Regions from separate parts of the Homo sapiens genome. Here region 2 is linked to region 1. Evidence: chromatin loops called from intact Hi-C (ENCODE). Cell type or tissue: CD4-positive, alpha-beta T cell. All regions are shown on one strand.

Region 1 (8,000 bases):
CTCTTAAAAAAAAAAGAAATGCATATTATAATTTGTAACATGACAATTTTATAGGTGAAAAATAAAATCCCGGTTTAAAATTTTGTATGTTTTTTTATGACTAGTGAGATTGCATTTTTTTCAAATGTATTTTCCAGTCTGAGATCCATTTTTGTAAGTTGTTTGTCCGGTATGGCTCCAGTGCATTATTCTGTTGGGTGTTAGAATACAGAACATCTTCAACATAGATTCAGTTTGGTGTCCTGATTGTGAACATGACTCCATTTGTGTTATATGTGTGTGATTGTATTCAACTAGGAATATGTGCTTTTTGGCTAATGTACAAAATGCTGGGTGCGCCAGAGATGTGTCTGAAATTCATGGGATGAGACTTTTACCTATTTCTCCTTCCACAGACTCTTTAGTTGTAGCTGGAGAAAAGGCAAGTGAATTCCTTTTGGAGCTGGGTAGAAAGGGCATGGAGTTAAGGGTCACGAAGTCAGCACATTCCCTTGTGGAATTGTGCCTGTAATCTGCTGATTTCTACCCTGATTCTCTACCTCTCATTTTGCCTGAAGTGACACTGTCCCTAGACCAGTCCGTGGCCAGCCCACATCATTTCTTTTAGGGTTATCTGAGGATCTGAGGTCCATGTGTTTCACAAGTACCCACAGGATGTGCCCACCATTTCCCTGCAATTCAATTCCAAGTCTGCGTTCTGAAGTAGAGGTTTCAACCCTGGGAGATACTTGTGGGTGTTGGAAGTGAGGGGTGGGCCTGGGGAAGGACTGAGTCATGAGGGTCACCAGGGCCTCAAGGAAGAGAAAGTTTCACCAGCTTCACCTCTTCAGAAGGGATCTCAGCCATGCAGATTCTTGGAGGGAATTAGGAGGCTTTTAAAGTTACAGAGATGTCCTCAGCTCTGAGCAATGTTCTGAGGAGTAAAGTCGTCATCAGCCCATTTTGGCCCTATGTGGGCATCCTCTTTCCCACTCTTTCCTCTTGGGAGGAGGGACTCCAGTTTCACAGCTTGCCAGGGCTTTGGGCTTGTAGTATGGGAAGAATATGGAGCTAGGTGGAACTCTTGACCATAAGGATTTCATTTCCTGGTGACTTGAATCTTTAGGCCCAGAGGCTGTTCAGAATCTAACCAGCTACAACAAAATTGGGACTTGAGGGGGATTAAGAAAAACTTGGCTTTAAAAATTAGAATTAACAACAAGAGAATGGTTAAATGAGTTCAGGTATAAAAGACTGCAATAGTTAAAAAGAAATAAGGATACAGACATAAAAAGATCTTTGAGATGTACTGTTAATTGAAGAAAACAAGTTGTAGAATAAATTTTAAAATACAATCATGTTTATGCAAAAGAACAACAACAAAAAAACCTAGCTTTCTCCCCGCCACAGGTACATGCATGAAACCATACCCAGGAGGTTAGGAAGATGCCACACTCAATGGATGACAGTGGCTGCCTCTGGGGAGTGTGTGTGAAGGTCGACCAGACCTTGCACTTTGTTTTGTTCACATTTTAAAAGATAATGTAACTACGTCTTTCTGCTGTAATCAGAAATAAAAAAAATAGAACAACTGGCTTGAAAATCTAGGATGCAAATCCTTCTGCTTATCTGAGACCCAGGTGGTCACTGGTTCAGTCCTGATGCAGAGCAATGGCACTGACATTGAAATTGCACTCAAAGAAACCGAGCTGCAGCTCACCATGGACATGTTGTAGGATTCCAACCAGGAAGTGCTCTGAGCTTCACAGGGTTGCTGTGAGTATTAAATGAGATAATATATGAATGTGCTTTGCAAAAGTTAAAGTGGGAGACACATATAAGGTAGAAATACTATACTGTGTCATTACATTCTTGTACTAGCTCCCAAAGTGAAAGTGGGATAAGAATGCAAGCACCACAACCCGATGAAGTAGATATTATTATGATCATCTCCATTCCCCAGCTGAGGAGTTAAGTTTTAGTTAATTTTCTATTGGTCATTCGGCTGTTCAGCTGCAGTCAGAACTTGAACCCAGGCTCCCTGCTGTTCTCAACTGCCACTGCATGTTGAAGCACTCGGACACATTTACAGCCATGTGTATATATATTTACCGTTTCCTTCTTGGAGCAGTTCTGACAAAGCTGAGATTTAAACCTCCAAGAACAAATATATGAAACTGATTCTAAGCACTGTAGAGTATTTATGATGTGTTTGTGCTAGGCATTGTAGGAATAACAAGTGGCTAACATTTTCTGATCATCTGCTGTGTGCAAGACCGTCTTCTAAGCGCTTTACATGTATTAGTGCGCACAACTTTATGCAAGAGGTACTACTATCCCCACTTTACAGTTGAGAAAAATGCTGCACAGAGAGTTTAAATATCTTGCTCAAAGCAAAGACGTTTAAGATATGGTCTCTACCCTGAGTCCAATATGCGTGAAATAAAACAATGGAGAAGTGCTGCAATGCAGCTATTTACAAAGTTCCAAGGGCGCTCAGAGAGTACCATCCCTGCAGGGGAAAGCGAAGCACTTCGTGTGAGATCCTGAAAGTCCGGGGTGAGCCACTTCAAGCAGGGGCGGGGCGCGTGTGCAAGGCCCTGGGCTGAATTAATGAGAACCCGATCTCATGTTCTGGGTCAGAACCGAGCTCCATCCGGACTGCAGCGCAAGCCAAAGAAATGCAGTGGCTGCTGTCCCGGCTGGGCCCTTCTGCATACCCCGGGGGCATCGGGCCAGGGAGCCGTGCTCCCCTTGGGCCGCGGGGTTGGTAAGCAGCAAACCGAGCTGAAGCGGCCAAGAACCCTCCCGTAGGGCAGAGTGAGGATTGGCGGGAGAGAAAAGCCTAAAGGGACTGTAGCAATTGGCTGCCGCCTTTTCCACCGTAGGAGGATCGGGCTGACACTCCCAGCGTTGGGACTTATTCAGGTAAAGATTATGTCTGGAGCCCCATCTTGCTTCAGAGACCTCCCGTTCTGCGCTTATCACTGCGTCCCCGGAAACCAGACGTCCCTTAAGAGACTTAGCCAATTATCATCCACGGCCATTACCGTGGAGAGCCTAGCGCTGTCAGCGAGTTTCTGATTGGCTGTTGCTGGAAGGGGGCGGGCCCGGAGAAGAACCGTGCAGCGTGCGGAAGGAGCCCTACTTGCCCACCGTTCTCTCCAACTCAGGACGGACGGCGCCGCCAAGTGGTCTGTAGGGGTAATGCCTCGTGCTGTTGCCCCGCAGAGGGCGGGCTTGGCTTGCCAGGCTCCTGGAGAGGAAAGCCTTTTAACCTAAATGAAGTAGAAAGAGAAATACCTAAACTTGAATAGGAATCAGTCGTGCTGAATAAGAGAGCTCTTAGTCAGAATGCGTGTCGTCGGTTCCAGCTCCACATTAACTCAGTTTCCTTTCTTTCCTGAGCCTCATCTGTCAGATGGGGATAATGATAATACCTATCTCCAAGGCTTGCCATGAGGTTTCAATGAAATTAATATGTTTAAGGTTCGCACAGTGCCATGCGCATAATAGGTACACGATAAGCAATAACTGGTGGGGATCAGTGCACTGGTTAAGAGTGAGCATTCTGGGTCAGTGCCGTGACTCACACCTATAATCTCAGCATTTTGTGAGGCTGAGGCAGGAGGATTGCTTGAGTCCAAGAGTTTGAGAGCAGCCTGGGAAACATAGTGTGACCCTCTCTCTACAAAAAATAAAATTATCTAGACGTGTGATGTGTGCCTGTAGTCCCAGCTACTTGGGTGGCTGAGGTGGGAGGATCACTTGAGCCTGGGAGGTCGAGGCTGCAATGAGATGAGATTGCACCACAGCACTATAGCCTGGGTGACAGAGTGAGACCTTGTCTCAAAAAAAAAAAAAAAGAAAAAAACAAAAAGAATGAGAATTTTGCCGTTTGAAAGAATACCTGTTGAGTCCCAAGCCTGCATAGCACTAGCATGGTGAGATTACATAGCCTCCCTGTCGCAGTTTCCTCATCTGGAAATGAGACTAACAATAACACCTACTTCATGGAATTGTGGTTTAATTGTGGTACTGATAAAATACCCAATACAAAGCAATCAGTAAATGTTGGCCCCTATTATTCATATCATTTATGAGGAAGGGAATAATGATTATTATTTCCCTTCTTCCTCCCCCAGGCAATAGGCTACTTCAGCCTGAGTTGGCCCTTCTGAAAGAGGAATAGTGGCTTGCTTTGTCTGGAGTTAGTCTGTAAACCTATCACACTCACACGTATGAACATAGGACTTGGAAAATCTCTATATCACACTCTTGCCCACAGTTTACATTATTCTTTTAGGCACTGTTTTCTTAAGCCCCGTTGGCACCTGACGAAAGCATAACATTATAATGATTAACTTATTGGAGTAGAATTGGTTTATTAGAGTATCTTTTAAGTTGGCTGTAGTGTTCAACAGTATTCTGAGGGCAGTGTACATAGAAGGACATGTACTGATGAAGACAAGGGTTTCAGGGGTTTGAAATCAAAGGACATAAGTCAGCATATACTCTAGGGTGAGCCTGGGTTGGGACCAATGATGGTGAAGTGTGTAGCGGTGGTTGGGTGATTGGTTGGGAGCAGGGAAGTCTGGAGTGTTTCTGAGTCATGGGAAGATTACTGGACAGACTTGGAGACTTGAATTCTGGCTAAAACGAATTCACTCTCTGGCTGTGTGATCTTGGACAAGTCACTTATATTTTCTGAGAACTGATTTCTTTGTAGTAAAATGAAAATAGAATATGATTCTTGTGTGTAGTGCGTAATAAGTACTCTATAACTGCTAGTTATTTGTTGTTATTCATAGTATCACAAATAATTCCTCCTCAAACGTATGTTGCGAGAATCATGGAGAAATCTGATCTGTTTTTATATTTCAAGAGTGATGAGTGCCTAAGATCACCAAATTAACAGTTTGGGAGTTTGGCAAGGGTTAGTCTACCTTTCCTTTCTTTTCCATTTTGTAGTTCTTATCTTCTCTTCTGTCCTTAATTAAAAGTCTATCCTTCAAGTCACACAAGTGACCCAGTTCAGTGAGGACCTTCATGGTTCTTTGGATGCCTCCCTGCTGTACCATACGTTTGACCACCTCCCATCATCTGCCCCACCCATTTCCTTCTCTTCTGGCCTATAGGAGAGGACTCTAGCTAGAGCTTAGGCCCTGTGTACAGTGGTCTCATGTATCTTGGCAGCCCCAGGATTCCAGGGTTCTTCTTTGGATGAATGACCTTGTAATTGAAGCCCAAAGTTTAAGGCTGGTACTGCTGAGCACATACTGTGGAGGTAAGTGGGTAGGACAGCTGACACCCTCTCCAATTAATCATCCAGCAATAATTTTGGTGCGGTTACTATAGCCTGGTTACTTTGGAGGCCACATTCTTCCATTCTGAAGATATATGTAGAGTTATTTCTCAGTTAAAAATGAAGACAGGCATAATTTTTAGTGGGAAAATATGGGGCTTTTGTGTTGGGCAGATTTAAATTTGAATCTGGTCCTTTACTATGTGATCTTAGAACTAGTTGCTTATTTTCACAGTTTGCTTATCTATAGAATGGGGACAATTGGAATAACAGTAGTAAAAAGGAGTGAACTTTTGATAAATAGAATAACGTAGATGAATCTTAAAATAATCATGTTGGATATAAGATGCAAGACAAAAAGATTACATACCGAGATTATGTTTATATAAAGTTCTAGAAAATGCAAACTTATCTGTAGTGTCAGAAAGCAGGTCAGTGGTTGCCTGGGGACGAGCAAGTGGAGGGGCAGGAGGAAGGATTACAAAGAGAGAGAGGAAAACTTTGGGAGCTGATAGATATGTTCATTACCTTGATTGCAATATGGCTTCCCAGGTATATACATATATCTAAACTTATTAAATTGCACATTTTAAATATGTGCAGTTTATGACATCAGTCTTTCAATAAACTGTTAAAATGGGGATAATAAAATGTATTCATAAATAGTTGGTGATGTTTTAATGAAGAAAACATGTTAAAGTGCCAGAAATACAGCAGGCGATCAATAATGGGCACTCACTTCTTTCCCATTTTCATACTTTAAAAAAGAACACTAGGGAATTAACTTTAGCATAATATTTATATGACAAAGCCTATAAGTGGCACCAATAGCTTAAGTAATATAGAATACACATTTTCCTGTCTTTCTTGGTATCATAGGTACAGTATTATAAAGATTAAATGATGCAATCACATAAAGAACTTTGAACATTTCTGGGCATATAGTAAGTACTTGTTAATTGTTTTTTATTGCATTTACTACTATTGTTATGATGGGTTTGATGGAAGGCATGGAGTGAATAATCAGTAAATATTGGTTACATGTAATTGTAATTATTTTCATTATTAAAGTGGATGAGGAGGAAAGATTTGCTAAAAGATCAAGGAAGCTGATTTCCAAAAGAGTTTGCTTTTCTTGAGATTTGATGGGGCTTGGATTTATGTGTTTGTTTAATGCTAAATTGTGACAGAAACCATCTGGAAGACAGTTGGTGAGTGTCTTCTACAGCAACATAGCAACTCATTATGATTGTTAATATAGATGATATTAAAGGTAGCAGGTGCATTTATAATGATCAGTGAATTTAAATGGGATTAAATGGCTTCCAGCCATTAACAAAGTGGTACCAACATTTGGTAGACATTATCTTAGTGTCAGACAGAAGAATCTCATGAGGCACTCCTTAAAATGCAGATTTGTGGGACCTACCTTCAAAGTCTCTGATTCAATGGCTCTTGGATGGCTCAGGAATCTGCAGTGTAATGGACGCCCTCAGTTGATTTTAATGCAGGTTATCTGCAAACCACACTTGGAGAAGCACTGGTCTAAGACATTGGGACCTTGGACAGCTCCTCGTGACCTTGGACCAAGGTTTCAGGACCCGAGACAGAGCCCAGAATTTCCAACTCCATACCTTGCGGGAAATTTACTTTAATTCTCAAGGAAGCATGCTCATTTTCCTAGAAACACCACCACCACCACCAGCATTCCTTAAATCCATACTTTTGGAAACTGAAATTTCTGATTTCTGATGGCCAATAAGGAGAAGGCACACATGGTGCATCATATTTTATCATAGGAGAAAATAGTCTAAACCTAGAGTGCTTAGCTTGGAAACTGATGCTGTGAGGGTGCACGTAGTTTTCAAAGGATCTGAGACCCTCCTGAAATTGTATGTAAATTTGTGAGGAAGCTTATTCACATATATTTTCGTGGATGGGGAAATTTTTCTCCACTTGAGGGTGGAAATATTCTGGATACACCAATGTACATGCTTTTAGGTACAACTTATGTACTTTGATGGACCTCTTAAGATTTGTGTGTGTGATGAGAAAATTTTATTTCTTCCATGTTACTCAAGCAACTAAAAAGTATATGTATCCTTTCAAATATAACCATATCAATGAAAACAAGCAAACGATCTCTGAAGGTGTCCAACTCTGACATTTCAAGCTATAATTTGAAAAACTCTCAAGTATTGTGATTGGGGTCTGTTAAAGTTGGTACAGAATTGGATATATCTCACCGTGGCTAATCTAGAATCTTTATATTACTAAAATAACTGTCTTATTATAAGCCACAGTTAATGTAAGAAATGAGGTTATTCGGATGACTAAGGAATTTTCTTCACATATTATTTGATTGTTAAATGTTCTTATTTTTGACAGCCTTACCAAAAGACAAGTCAGTGATCATGGGGTATTGAATTAGGTAACATCTGCAGCAGGTCAAACTATTTCCATAGACAAGGTGATAGCCATTAACAATATTTCACTTAGAATACATTCTCAAAGGCAACCCATTTAATAGCAAGCAAACCATCTCACATTCATCATCTGTGACCTGTCTGGTGGTAAGCCATAGCTTAATATTCTAATATGTGTAATATATCTGTAAAGATAAATTTATTCTCTTAAAGGCATAGCTGATTTGAACTTCTGTCTTGAACGTGTTGTTCTTTGACTATGAAGAAAATTCTCTAGTCAGTGCCCCAAA
Region 2 (8,000 bases), 250 kb before region 1:
TGTCTCCTTAGAGCATAGCTGGACCCTATCCTGTGTCACTTGAGCATCTGTTGTTATCCTCAGCAGTGTGCCTCAACCACCTGCCCATACCTCCGCCCAACCAGCTTCTCGGAGTGTTCTTTCCATTGCTCATTCTGCTCCTTGGAAGGAGTGCTGAGAAATGCAGTTATCTCCTTTCTGTTACGCACACATATGAGAATGTCTGTGCCTGAGGCCTGCCTCCATGGCAGGACCTGAAGGTTCCTCGCCCACAGCACTTCAGCTGGGATTGTTTGATGAGCTTCTTCCCTTCTATTTTGGTCCTTAAAGTGCTTTCTCTGTCAATGGTATTAGCTTCGTCACCTTAAAACAGACACATGACATTCACTTTTATGTTTTTAGTTGTTTTTTATTACAGAAAGGGCGGTGAGTATGTGTGTGTTTCAACACAGCAGTTATTTATTAATTGACCAATTTTTCTTTTGCTGTGATTTATTTTATTTATTGGTATTAATAACTTAAGATCTTTCCACATATCTGGCCTATTTACAGTAAGTGTTCCCTAGGGAAGCTGACTGTTATCACCCATGGTAAGAATTGCGGGATACAAGGATGAAATATTGTGGGTCTTCTGGGAGGAACAGTGACCAAAAATTTGAGATCAGTGGTGAGGACACAATTGACTGAGAAAGGTGGAGAATGACGTTGTGGACAGTCTCTCTTGGCATTAACTGCTCTGGTGGGGGAGCACTTAACCCTGAGGTAGGGAAGGATCAAGATGCTGGGTACCAGTTGAAGGTGCTCCAGAAGATGCTTTTAAGGTGGAATGAGTGGGTAGTATTCTATGTCCTTCAACTTTGCCCCGGGGGGAAGATTTTAAAAGTCATTGAAGAGAAAGGGCTCTAGTGAAATTAAAAGAATCGGGCCACCCTTTGGAAAATTAATAGAGCCATAAATGCTAAGGGGTGCCTTTTCTCGACCGCGGCGGGCGTTGGTGGCAGGGCTGACTTGGGCCGCGCTGGGTGACAGTAGAGTGGTGGCGCGGGAGCGCGAGGAAATCCAGTGACTCCTGAGCTGCCCAGGATGTGGGCCGCCCGCTAGGGGGCAGCATTCTGCTGAAGAACACCCAGAGATGCTCCACCCTGGAGCATCTGGCCATGACAACTCATACATGGCCCATGACATACCCCCTGGCCATGACTACCTCAGAATTCCCAGATAGAATGGGTTAGGGGCCAGCAACAGTTAACTACTTTCAATGTTTTGGTAATTTCCTTCTAGTTTTTTTTTTACCTTTTTTTTTTTTTTTTTTAAATAAATAGATATGAATTTATTATGTATAAGATTTTGCGTTCTACTTTTGATACATATTTTCCCCCATGTCACAAAAAATTATTTGTGACTTTTTTTTTTTTTTTGAGACAGAATCTCACTCTGCTGCCGAGGCTGGAGTGCAGTGGCATGATCTCGGCTCACTGCAACCTCTGCATCCTGGGTTCAAGCAACTCTTCTGCCTCGGCCTCCTGAGTAGCTGGGACTACAGGTGTGGGCCACCATGCCCGGCTAATTTTTTTATTTTTAGTAGAGACAGGGTTTCACTGTGTTGGCCAGGCTGGTCTTGAACTCCTGACCTCAGGTGATCCACCTGCCTCGGCTTCCCAAAGCGCTTGGATTACAAGGCATGAGCCACCGCACCCGGCCTGTGACATCATTATTAATGACTGCCTACTTTTACATCATACCAATATAACATAATTCTCTGTTGAATGTTTGTGGATTCAATTTGTTTGCTATTGTAAATTATGCTAAAATGAAAATCTTTGTGCATAAATCTTTAAGATTATTTTGTAGTATAGATGTCTTCAGAACTACTAAATCCGTATGTATAAATATTTTTCAAGGTTTTTAAATATATTGTCAGATTGATTTTTAGTAGTTCTAACAATTTTCAGTGCTAGCAGCAATACATAAGGAGTGCTCATCTCTCCTAATATCTCTGGTTGTGACTAGTATCATAGGCAAAAATATATTTTCTAATTTGATAGTGTTAAATTAAGTTTGGCCTAGAGCCTGTCTTTTTTTTTTCTTCTTTTTTTTTTTGAGACGGAGTCTCACTCCATCACCCAGGCTGTAGTATGCAGTGGCGTGATCTCAGCTCACTGCAAACTCCGTCTCCCGAGTTCAAACGATTCTCGCGCTTCAGCCTCCCAAGTAGCCAAGACTACAGGTGCACACCACCATGCCCAGCTAATTTTTGTTTTATGGAATTACAGGTGCGTGCCACCATGCTTGGCTAATTTTTGTATTGTTAGTAGAGACAGGGTTTTGCTATGTTGGCCAGGCTGGTCTCTAACTCCTGACCTCAAGCGATCCGCCCACATTGGCCTTCCAAAGTGCTGGGATTACAGGCATGAGCCACTGTGCCTGGCCCTGGACCCTGTCTTTGTACATTGAGTTTCTATGTAATGATCTGTGACCTAACTTAGTAGGTACTAAAATCTAACTACTATACTTTTTCTAACAGATAGCTGGGTTTCAGCGAGTCACAAGCAGCTGAACTTCAGCCTATCATAGGTTGACAGCTGACCAGACCACGTCCAAATAAAGCAAATGCCTAGCTGTAATTAATCAAGCTATTTTTTTAAGTTACTTCCCTGTTCTAAAGTACTCACTGCCCACATTACAAAGGGAGCTCTCTGAACCTCTTCTGGTTCTGAGTGCTGCCTGATTAATGAATTGTTCTTTGCTAAAATAAGTTCTGTTAAATTTAATTTGTCAAAAGTTTTTCTTTTGACAATAAGTTAAAAAAATGTGTTAGGGGTCTGACTGGGGAGTAACAAGGCAGCTGCCATGCATCTGGGTTTGCTTAGTGAATGCAGTGTTTGTACTCAGCTGGCATGCTTCTATGAGATGGCCTTGGGGCACTGCCACTGTCCCCCACCCAAGTGACATAATGCAAATAAAACATGTTCCATAAAATATAAAGACAATTTAAATATACACTCCATTTATAGAGCAGCTGTGTTCCTGTGAAGCCGTCCTTTCAATGTTCAGTCCTCTTGTTAAGATGTCATATGCATATTGCTAGGTGAGGTAGTGAGGAGGGTGCTGATGCTGCTCCTGCTTTCAGGAGAGGACACAGGATAAGGAGCTCCATGGTGAGAGATGCTCCATTGGAATGTAGACCCCTTTGAGCTGGAGTTTTATTCACTGCTGATTTCCTTGTGGCTAGAAAGATGCCTGGCACACAGTAGGAGCATAACAAATATTTGTTGAATCAGTGAAACTGTAGTGACTCACATTGTAAAGCAATTCATCCTTTTATATTGCAGATTAAATCTCCATTTTCTCTGTTTTGTAAGCTTGATTTCAATGTTGGACTTGAAAAAAGTCTGGGCCCCATTGTCGTGTGAGCCAAGCGGTGTTTGCTTTCAAGGCAAGGACAGAGGAGAGAAAGAGGAGGAAAAAGTTAACTTCTGGGGAATATACTCATCTGCCAATGACAGGATATGATATAGAAACAAGTCTTTTGTCTCCAAAATCTCCATCAGTGCCCACCATCCAGAGCGGGTCAACTGGATTGACCAAAATAAAATCTCGGATGATGAGAAATTTCTCATATGTTAATTGTGGAATCAAAGCTTCATTTGTGGCTCCTGCTCCCACACTGGGCTGCTGCTTTTCAGGATGAGCATTTGGGTTCAAAGTTAGGAAGGAGTGAGGGTGCGCCCATGATGACCTGAGAGCTGACTGGAGGGACTGATGAAGGGGTAGTCCAGCACAGGGCCTGCATGGTCTCTGTTTTCTGAACTCTTGCTGCCTGACTTCCCGAGGCAGTGGGAGAAGATGGGACTGATTTCTGTGCAGCTGGGGCTGAAGGCTGGCTGACGGTCACCGGGCGGGTAGTCAGTGGAGGCTGCTAGAACTGGAGCAGAAGGAACTTTCTCTCAGTGTATTTCTCCAATTTGGCACCAGATGGCAACACCTCCCTTCAAATGAAACCAAAGTCTCCAGATTCAATAACAAAACCGTTACTTATTCTGAGGACATTGAGCAACCCTGCAGGATTTGGGTCTGGATTTGGGGAGGGGGCTTGACCACCTTGATGATCATGGAGCTAAGCTAGTTCTAGATCCTGTCTCCATCCATTCTTTCCATGAGTGATTATTGATTGAGAGCTTCCTATGTGCCCAGTCCTGGGCTGTGTGTTGGGGCGGGGAGGAGAATGGGGTACAGTAGTGAGCAACACCCATGCCTCCCTCCATGGCAACAGCCCCGACAGCTTTTACAGCCTAGTAAAGGAGATAGACATTAAGCAAATAAGTACAAAACAATGGACTCATTTCAATTGTGGGAAGTGTAATAGATGATAAATATGATACTATGAGACCATATCAACAGGAAGAATCTGATCTCATCTGAGCTGTCAGGAAAGGCTGCTCTGTCAATGGATTATCCTATCGACCCCCACCCCACACATACTTTGTTATATCTACCAACACACTCCCATTATATTCCCATTTTACGGCTGCTGGACCAACCCCAAAACATCCCATTATATCCCCAACAGGCAATCCCATCATAGCCTCCACTGCAGGTCTTAATTAAAGACCACATGCCGTCCTTCACACCTCATTCCTGGAACTTTTAACAAATGCCTTTACGATCCTTTCCCAATCTCCTCTGCAATCCCTGTTGCAAATCCCATGGCTCGCCCCATTGGAATATCCCACTGCAAACTCTCACAGAACCCTGGTCTTATTCACCTTTGCATTCCCTGTGCCTCCCACTGTACGTGACAGGTCATATGTTCTTGAAAATACTTGGCAAACCAATGACAGGACCTGTCAATACCCCAGCTCACATACTCTATCTCAGGCCTGTCATGGCTCCTATGGCACAGCCAAGGTCACAGCCCCCACACTGGAAAGGGTCAGGTCTCTGCTGCCCTTTTTCCTGTAGGAAATTCCTGAGAAGAAGATTGTGTACCTCTGGATCCTCCCTTCCCCTCATTGATCTCCATCAGCCTAGATAGGCTCCCAGAAGCTAGGTCCTGCCTGGGCAGTGGCCCGTCCTGAGGTCTGACTTGGTCCATGTCACCCCCATCCCAGAATCAGTGGAACACTCTTTGTGACCTCCTTGGAGTGTACCAGGCTCCTGATTATGGGCCTGCCAATGGGGCCTTTAGTAAGCAGCTTCCCCTCTCTCCTTCTCTGAAGGGCCAGAGAACTCAGAAGAAGACATCCTAGGGCAGGAAGAGACTGCAAGGGCATCATCTAATTCTTTTTTTGTTTGTTTGTTTTTTTAGACAGAGTCTCACTCTGTCACACAGGCTGCAGTGCAGTGATGCAATCTCAGCTCACTGCAACCTCTGTTTCCTGGGTTCAAGAGAATTCTCGAGCCTCAGCCTATCGAGTAGCTGGGATTACAGGTGCCTGCCACCATGCCTGGCTCATTTTTGTATTTTTAGTAGAGACGAGGTTTCACCATGTTGGCCAGGCTAGTCTCAAACTCCTAACCTCAAGCGATCTGCCTGCCTTGGCCTCCCTAAGTGGGAATTCATCTAATTCAACAACCCTCCTCCTTATTCTTCTTCCCCATCTTCTTCCCCTGCCTGCTCCTGTTTATCTGGTCTTTCTTTGGGGCATATAAAAGCACAGCCACCTCACTTAGCAGGCAAGGGCTGAAAGGAAGCACAAAGACCAAGTCTAACTCCTTCATCTAACAAGGGAGGAAACCAAGGCCCAGAGAGTGGAAGTCACTTGCCCACACCCAACAGTGGTCAGGGCAGAGCCAGATCTCCCCACGGTGCTCCATGCAGTGTTCTTTCAGAGGCTGCCCCTTCCACATCCTCTTGTTCATATTAGCCAAGCAATGCTACTTCCATCAGGAAGGCACGTCCAATGCGAACCATTCCAGAGACTGCATTTCAAAGATTGATAGACATGGCTTTCGCATTATCTGCTGTTTCGGATTAGCTATGCCGTGGCTTCATTCTTTGGGGCTGATATTGGGGGTGGGAGGGGTGGAGAGTGGGGGAGGGGAGCCAATTCTGAGTCACTCTCTATGCCCTGGGCTCCAGCCTGCAAGACTGGGCCTGAGAAGGACAGGGTGATCCATCCTATATTTTCAGTCCGTCAGGAGATTTCATTGTTTAAACAAACATTTCAGCGAGGCCATCCAGCTGGGCAGTGATTTATGGCTCTGGCTACAGTTTTTCCCCAACAAAGATAAACAATCCTGCAACTCTTGGGACTCAGGCTGGGACTCATGGTTCTAACAACTTGGAGTCAGCTGGACCACACCAGCCATCGCCTGGTCTGGGGTTTGGTTAGGATCTGTTCACACTGGTCCTGTGGCTGAGCCACAAACCTTGGGGGACCATGTTGTGTTTGGAAGCTAGAAGCATTGCCTCCAGGGCAGAGGAGAGCAGCAGGAAGGAGCAAAATAGCTCAGAGTTGGTGCTTCAGGCCCATCTCCGTCTTTCAGGAGAGCAGCAATGTTCTCCATTTTGTGCGGTAGATATTTGGTGTTTTTGGTTAACAAGCATCTGTTCTTCCTTCTTTTGCTAACATTACATCAATTTCCTTTTGTAGAATTATTCCGGGTTGCACACTGCACCCATGTGCTTACAGAGTCTACTCAACTCTTGGATCTGGGCTCAGGCCTGACCAATCAGAACAGTACATTCCTGTGATCTTAGTAAAGGTTGGATATCTAACCCAATAAAAGCTTGCAAAAGGCGGAAAAACCTTTGCTGGAGCTGCTGGGAGAGAGGGAAATGCTCTTTCTCGCTGGACTGGAATTGGGGATGATGTGGAAGGATGAATGACTGCTAGAGCTGTTGCTGCCATCTGCCTGCATGGGAGAGCATGTCTGACAACAAAACCAATACCAATACACAGGAAGTGAAGCCAAAGGCTGGAGAGAGACCAGCTCCAGGTGACAACATTGGAGCCCCAGAATCCGCCCAAATCTTCTTTTATTTAAGGATTGGGTATTCTTTCACTTGCAACTGAAAGAAGGGTAACCAATATCCACTGTCTGACATAGCAGAAGAAACTGGCTCAGTAGGCATCTCCTGCAGCCTCCAGCCCAGCTGTCTGGATGTGATGGTTTAGTAAAAGAACAGTAACTCCCTCATATTCCCCTCTCCCATTTGATCTGATGGCCTGTGTCTACTATACTTCACCAAAAGGATATGGTGCTGTGACAGATGCAGAGGTAACTGAAACACAGCTCACATTTTTCATGGAGTTCTTGTAAGCAGGGGGGACACACCATAGCCTATTATTTAAGGCAGATTGAGATGCATGTCTTGGGAAAAGAACAAACAAGGTTTTTTTGAAGATGCAAGGAAAGAAGAGCTCATATCTGATTGGTGGGGACCAGTGGATGCTTCATGGAAAAGGGCTATTTGGGATGAGTCTTCAACGATGAGAATTTTAATGGGCAGACATGGGCAGGAGCCTTTGCAGGTAGATGAAATAGTGTGATGAAGGTCAGGGAGGTGGGAAAGATGAAGTGAACATTGAAAAGTAGAGTTGGACTGGAAGACAGGGGACATTTAGGGGAATCACCAGCCTGCAAAGTAAGTTGGTGTCATCTAGGAAGATGCCTCTAATGAGAAGCTTGTTCTTAGTCCAGTAGGTGATGGGGAGTTATTGAACATTCTTGAGCAGGGAAGTGGCCTCATTGGTGCTACTCTTGAGGGGCCTGAGATGGAGGTGGGGAGAGATCCAGTGTGGAAAAACCACTGAGGTGGGATTGGGAGGTAACCTTGACTCATCCACAGGATGGGGAGAAAGCCAGGGAAGGAAAGGCAGGGAGTGAAAACAGGAAGTAGTTCTGGTTTCTCTTCATTCATACCTCAAGAAGTGAGGTTTCTAAAGCACAAAGTTCAAAAGTCACAAAAGGAAAGTTTGATATATTTAATTACATAAGAATTAAAAATTTCTACATGGCAAAGTGCTTTAAATGAAGTGAAAAGACAAGGACAGATTGGGGAAAACATTTGCTAC

What was found. Hi-C counts contacts between places; a loop is a spot of excess contacts. Peaks named below come from ENCODE experiments on the same cell type or tissue, not always from the same donor. Only the 100,000 strongest peaks of a DNase experiment are listed, where the experiment ranks them.
Region 2: it touches region 1 in a loop (10-fold over the local background); 91 of 110 quality-filtered maps call a loop at or near these places.

What each region holds. Positions count from the first base shown.
Region 1 is chr2:41,836,014-41,844,013 of GRCh38, reverse strand. No RefSeq gene overlaps it. Among named protein-coding and RNA genes, the nearest start is that of LINC01913, 38 kb to the left of the region's middle. In CD4-positive, alpha-beta T cell, CTCF peaks have their summits at 2,963 and 3,164; DNase peaks (open chromatin) are centred at 3,083 and 6,853; H3K4me3 peaks cover 1,030 bases; H3K27ac peaks cover 644 bases.
Region 2 is chr2:42,082,596-42,090,595 of GRCh38, reverse strand. LOC105374531 (a long non-coding RNA gene) reads left to right here. Exons shown (of 2, transcript XR_940001.1): 2 at 6,576-7,122. Among named protein-coding and RNA genes, the nearest start is that of PKDCC, 39 kb to the right of the region's middle. RefSeq lists an enhancer at 3,987-4,046. In CD4-positive, alpha-beta T cell, CTCF peaks have their summits at 879, 1,078 (motif pointing right), 3,763 and 3,962 (motif pointing right); DNase peaks (open chromatin) are centred at 1,085 and 3,945.